Linked DNA regions of Homo sapiens: region 2 is linked to region 1. Evidence: chromatin loops called from intact Hi-C (ENCODE). Cell type or tissue: heart right ventricle. All regions are shown on one strand.

The links. A loop is a pair of places that touch in the nucleus more often than their neighbours do. Peaks named below come from ENCODE experiments on the same cell type or tissue, not always from the same donor. Only the 100,000 strongest peaks of a DNase experiment are listed, where the experiment ranks them.
Region 2: a loop joins it to region 1, with 2.5 times the contacts of the local background. A loop is called at or near these places in 9 of 110 quality-filtered maps.

The regions. Positions count from the first base shown.
Region 1 is chr18:80,033,556-80,036,055 of GRCh38, reverse strand. It overlaps RBFA (ribosome binding factor A), which reads right to left and starts at 1,622. Exons shown (of 7, transcript NM_024805.3): 1 at 1,403-1,622. The coding sequence starts at 1,560. It also overlaps a transcript of TXNL4A not described here. RefSeq lists silencers at 1,427-1,576, 1,687-1,766, 1,777-2,096, 1,979-2,135, 2,167-2,336. In heart right ventricle, a CTCF peak has its summit at 1,398 (motif pointing left); a DNase peak (open chromatin) is centred at 1,825; H3K4me3 peaks cover 2,338 bases; H3K27ac peaks cover 1,796 bases.
Region 2 is chr18:79,933,296-79,935,795 of GRCh38, reverse strand. SLC66A2 (solute carrier family 66 member 2) reads left to right here. Exons shown (of 6, transcript NM_025078.5): 4 at 1,774-1,827. Among named protein-coding and RNA genes, the nearest start is that of SLC66A2, 17 kb to the left of the region's middle. In heart right ventricle, a CTCF peak has its summit at 1,179; a DNase peak (open chromatin) is centred at 1,285; H3K4me3 peaks cover 583 bases; H3K27ac peaks cover 1,135 bases.

The DNA of each region.
Region 1 (2,500 bases):
ATGGTTTCTAATCTCTCTCTCCAATAAAAGGAACGAGGGCTTCTTGGAGAAATGGCTGATTTTAGGGCTGTGGTACGAAACACACAAGATGAGCCTGGAGTATCTTGTAGTGCCAGAAAGTAGGAAAGTGTTTAACACACACAGAACCCAGCAAAACCCCACAATGACAGGGTATGCAAACAGGACATAGGAGCTTAGTGAGCTCCTAAGGGCCTGAGCTGGAAACATTCGAACAAAACTAAGTAACACGGGATTATAACCCATGAGTTCTTGGTGATATGAATGAATTAATACATGGGGTGAAGAGACATATCCCTTGTGCAGAATGCAAACCACTTATGAGCAAAATTCCCCACTCATTAGGCATGGGCTGCACACAGCGACTTTCTCCCAGAGTACAGTAAGGAAAGGGGGCAAAAAGAGTAACTTTACGGTAGAGAAACCTGGCAAGCACCTCATGCAGGGGATCACGGCCAGCGTGGACCCTGGATACGGTGCGATGAGAATGGCCTTTACCTCTGTAGTCTTCCTCCCCAAAAGCCATAATCCACGTCTAAGCATTAAAAAAACAGGCACATTCCAACAGAGAGGCATCCTGCAAAGCACCTGACCAGTACCCCTCAAAACTGGCACAGCCATCAAAACCAGGGACAGTCTGGGACACTACCCCAGCCTAAGGAAACAAGACAATTCAATGTAACGTGGACCTTGGGTGGGCACCTGGGACAGGAAGGGACAGCAGGCAGAACCAAGGAAAAGTGAATAAAGTATGAGCTTCAGTTAGCAACACTCTTATCAATATCGGCTCATTAACTGGAACACGTTGGAAGCTAAAGTCCGACGCTAACACAGGGGGAGCTGGGTGCCAGGACACAGGAACGCGGTACTATTTTTGCAATTTTTCTGCAGGGTCTAAAACTGTCTTTAAAAGTAGTGTATTAAAGTAGAAAACATACAACCACCTACCATACTTAGAAGAACTAAAAGCAGTGTGAAAAGTCAATGTATTTTATTGTACTTATCTTTCATAATTTAAAAACACTAATTATCATGACAAGCTTTAGTCTTCAAATTCACACAGAAAGTCAACATTAGCAAGGAAATTCTTATATTTTTTCATTTTTCCTCATTTTCTGAAACTAATCTTCTGAAAAATACGTCTGGTGACAAGAATCAAAATAAACACACATTGTCACTTTGTTTTCTTAACCCGACACACGTCCACGAACACAAAAGCTGCAAATGCTGACAGTGAGAGCTAGAACTGCTGCAGACCCCAGGAGGCAGGAACTGGCGAGCTAGGCCGCATGGGCGCAAGAACGCGGATGAGCGGACACCGCAACCCGGGGACACCGCCCCCTAGGGAATACCGCGCCCAGGGACACCGCCCCCGCCGCATTACTTGGTTTTCGAGGCAAATTTCTTGAGCCAGTTCTTGCAGGAGACAGCAGAGCAGTGAAGTCCCCGCTCGCAGCCTGGAAATAGCGCAGCATCGCGGCTACGGAACAGGGCCCGGAGACCCGCGCGGGAGCGCCACAGCCCGCCCGCCGCAGCCCACATGGCGCGGCGCCGGGACCCGGAGCGAGCAGGGAGACAACGGGCGCAGGCGCGGAGCGACAACTGACGCGAGGGTGGCGGCGTGTGGGCGGGGCGACGGCGCAGAGCGGGAGGAAGACTCACGCCTGGCAGGCGGCGTGTGGGCGGGGCGATGATGCAGGGCGGGGCGATGATGCAGGGCGGGGCGAGGACAGACGCGAAGCTGACGGCGTGTGGGCGGGGCCACGGCGCGGGGCGGGACGAAGACGGGGTGCAAGGCGGGCGGGGCAACGACGGCGGAGGGGCGAAGGCCCGAGGGGGGCGGTAGGTGGGCGGGGCGAGGACAGACGCGAAGCTGACGGCGTGTGGACGGGGCGACGGCGAGGGACGGGGCAAAGACTGGACGCAAGAAGGGGCGGGGCGACAACGGCGGAGGGGCGAAGGCGCGAGGCGAACGGCGAGTGGGCGGGGTGAAGACCGACGCGAAGCGGGCGGTGGTTGGGCGGGGCGAAGACTGACGCGAGGCGGGCGGTGAATGGGCGGGGCGAAGACTGGCGCGAGGTGGGCGGTGGGTGGGCAGGGCGAAGACTGAAGCGAGAAGGGCAGCGCGAGGTGGGCGACTACCAGAGCGAAGCGAGCGGCGTGTAAGCGGGGTGAAGACAACGCCAGGTGGGCAGTGTGCGGGCGGGGGGGGCGGCAACGGGGGCGGGGCGAAGGACGACGCGAGGCGGGGCCGGCGGGAGCTGGGCGTGGGGAGGCCGCGTGGGCTGCGCGGAGGGTGTGCCACTCGGGGAAGCGTGGGAACCGCCTGGTTGCCTGGCGCTGCGTAGCTAGGAACACGTTTTGTTTAAATACTGGGAACTGACGTAGGCGGGTGCGCCGCACAAAGCAACGAAGGCATCGAAGCCTGGAGACCTGGGCAGGGCCGCTGTCGGCGGGAGGCTGCGAGGGGTCCGTCTGTTTC
Region 2 (2,500 bases), 100 kb after region 1:
ACTCGCTCTTTGGCATGGCTGGTGCTAGCCATCTATCTGCTGGGACCTCCACCCAGGCTCTGCTGGGACACCCACCAAGGCCTCCTCATGAGACCTGGGCTTCCTCACAACATGGCGGCCAGGTCCCAAGGGGGAGCTACCTGAGAAAGCAGGTGGAAGCTGTATCTTTTTTATGACCTAAGTCTTGGAAATCACAGCATTGCTTCTGTGGACTGGAGTGGTCACAAGCCCACCCATGATCAAGGGGAGAAGACACTGACACCACCTCCTGATGCCGAGTGTGGAGGAAAAGGAAAATGTTGCTGGGCCCTTTTTGGATCCTGAGTGCCTGGTCTGGAGGACGTGTTCAGCACAGATCTGTGGAAGTGTGTGACTGTTGAAAATGTTCCTGGCAGCTCTCTCAGCATCAGAACTCTGCATTCCATCCTACACAAACGTGGATCTGATCACACTGCTTTCCAGGCAAGGAGCCTCAGGTAGCTTGAGGCTGTGCCTAGGACACAGCCTGGTGTGGGATGTGACTCTGCAGCCTGAACCATGTCTTCTTCCCCAGCCTGCCGGCTGGCTGCCTCCCACCATTGCCTGTTCACAGTCACACCTGGATGTGAGAAGGGAAACAGTGTGGACTGAGCAGTCCTGCCTTGGGTGGTCCCTCCCTCCCACCCCTTGAGGATCTTGGTCTTTAGAAGAGGCGCCCGTGGAGAGGGATGTTGTCTAAATCAAAGCAACAGAGAGGACGAGCTGAGGGACCCATAGAATCCAAGAGGCAGTGCTGGGGGAGGCTGAGGGAGGAGAGAAGACTGCACTTTGTATGCTGCATTGGTTTATAAAACCCTCAAATTTGGTAGAGATATTGCAGTTCCTGCCTTGTGAGTGGAACAACACCCTAAGTCCAAGTAGCAGAGGGCAGAGGTCAGAGGTCACCTCGTATTTGCTTTTAGCTGTTCACTTGCAAAATTTCCATTTTAAGTCTACATTGCCTGGGGCAGGCAAACACAACCTTTGATCCTACTTCTGCTTTCTGATCCCAGGACTTATTTGAGTCTCTTGTTTATCAACTGTCTTCAATCCCAAACCCCATGGGGCTTCCCAGGAGCCACCTAGAGGCCACACTGTTTTCCAGGACCTTGGCTGCTGTCTTGTCCTGGGGCTGCGCAGATAGGAAGGTTGACTTATAACCTGTCATTGCCAGTGCTGGGCCCTGGAGGGTGCTGGGTCCCTGTCACATTGTCCCTGTGTCTGTGTCTGTGCAGAGGTGCTTGTCAAGTGCATGTGCGGAACCAGCTGTCCTTTTACAGCAGAGTGTACTCTGAAAACAGCTTTATCAGGCAGCCTTCTGAAGAGTTTTGACCTGGGGCAGCTATATTGCAGCCGCAGCTTGCATACAGATGAGTTTCTAGGAAAAGGGAAGCAGGATCTGCCTGGCTGCTTTCCATCAGCACAGCACGCTTGTGACGGGCTCCCATGCTGCCTTTCTCCCGAGAGATTAAATGGAAATGTGGTAACTTTCAATTTTTGGCTCAATTTTTCTCCCATTCTCCCCATTCACTTTTTTATGATATTGGAAGAGGTTAGGTTTGCAGAAAAATAGTTCAGAAAGTGGGTTTTCTAATGCACAAAAACCAAAATCTTGTGATCTTTCTATTCTGGTTTGTTTTTTTTTTTTTAAAGAAATGCAAAAAGTTCTGGGAACACAGCTGTTTACCCATGTTAAAACCAGTATGTTTCTGTCTTTTTCCCCTTTCTGTTTCTGTCTCCCTTTTTAACGTGTAGCTGCAGATAGCAAGGATGAAGAAGTCAAGGTTGCCCCCAGGCGGTCCTTCCTGGGTATGTACCCTGCGCGTGCACTGTCCGCAGCACGTTCCTTTTGCTTCATTCCTGCAGCTGTACTTCCTCCTGTTGTTGCTTCCATCTGTGCATGTGCGTGCGTCATCTTTACCAAGCGTGGCCGAGTCTACAGCAAACTAATCAACTCCTAGCTCTGCTGTTTTCAAGCATGAAGTAGTTACTAGAAGCCTGTCCATGCTCTTCTGTGTGTGGGGAGATGGGGGCGGGAAGGGGAAGCAGGAGGGAGACAGGAAGGGAGGAGAAAAATTTAGATGACAAATTTTGGACTTTGTTAAATTTATTCCAAAGTATTTTATCCTTTTTGATGCTATTGTAAATGGAATTGTTTTCTTAATTTCAGTTCTGCTGCTTCATTGCTACTTTATAGAAATGTAATTGATCATTGCATGTTGATCTTGTATCATGCAATTCTGCTGAACTGGTTTGTTCTAAGAGTTGTTTAGTAGATTCTCTATATATGATTCTGTCATTTGCAAATATAGTTTTAATTCTTCCTTACCAATGTAGTTGCTTTTATTTCTTTTTATTGCTTATCCTGGTTATAGGCGGTGAGAGTGGATGCACCTATCTTATTCTTCATTTTAGTGAGAAAGCATTCCATCTTTCATCACTAAGTAGATGTTAGTTAATGGATTTTCCATAGTTGCCCTTC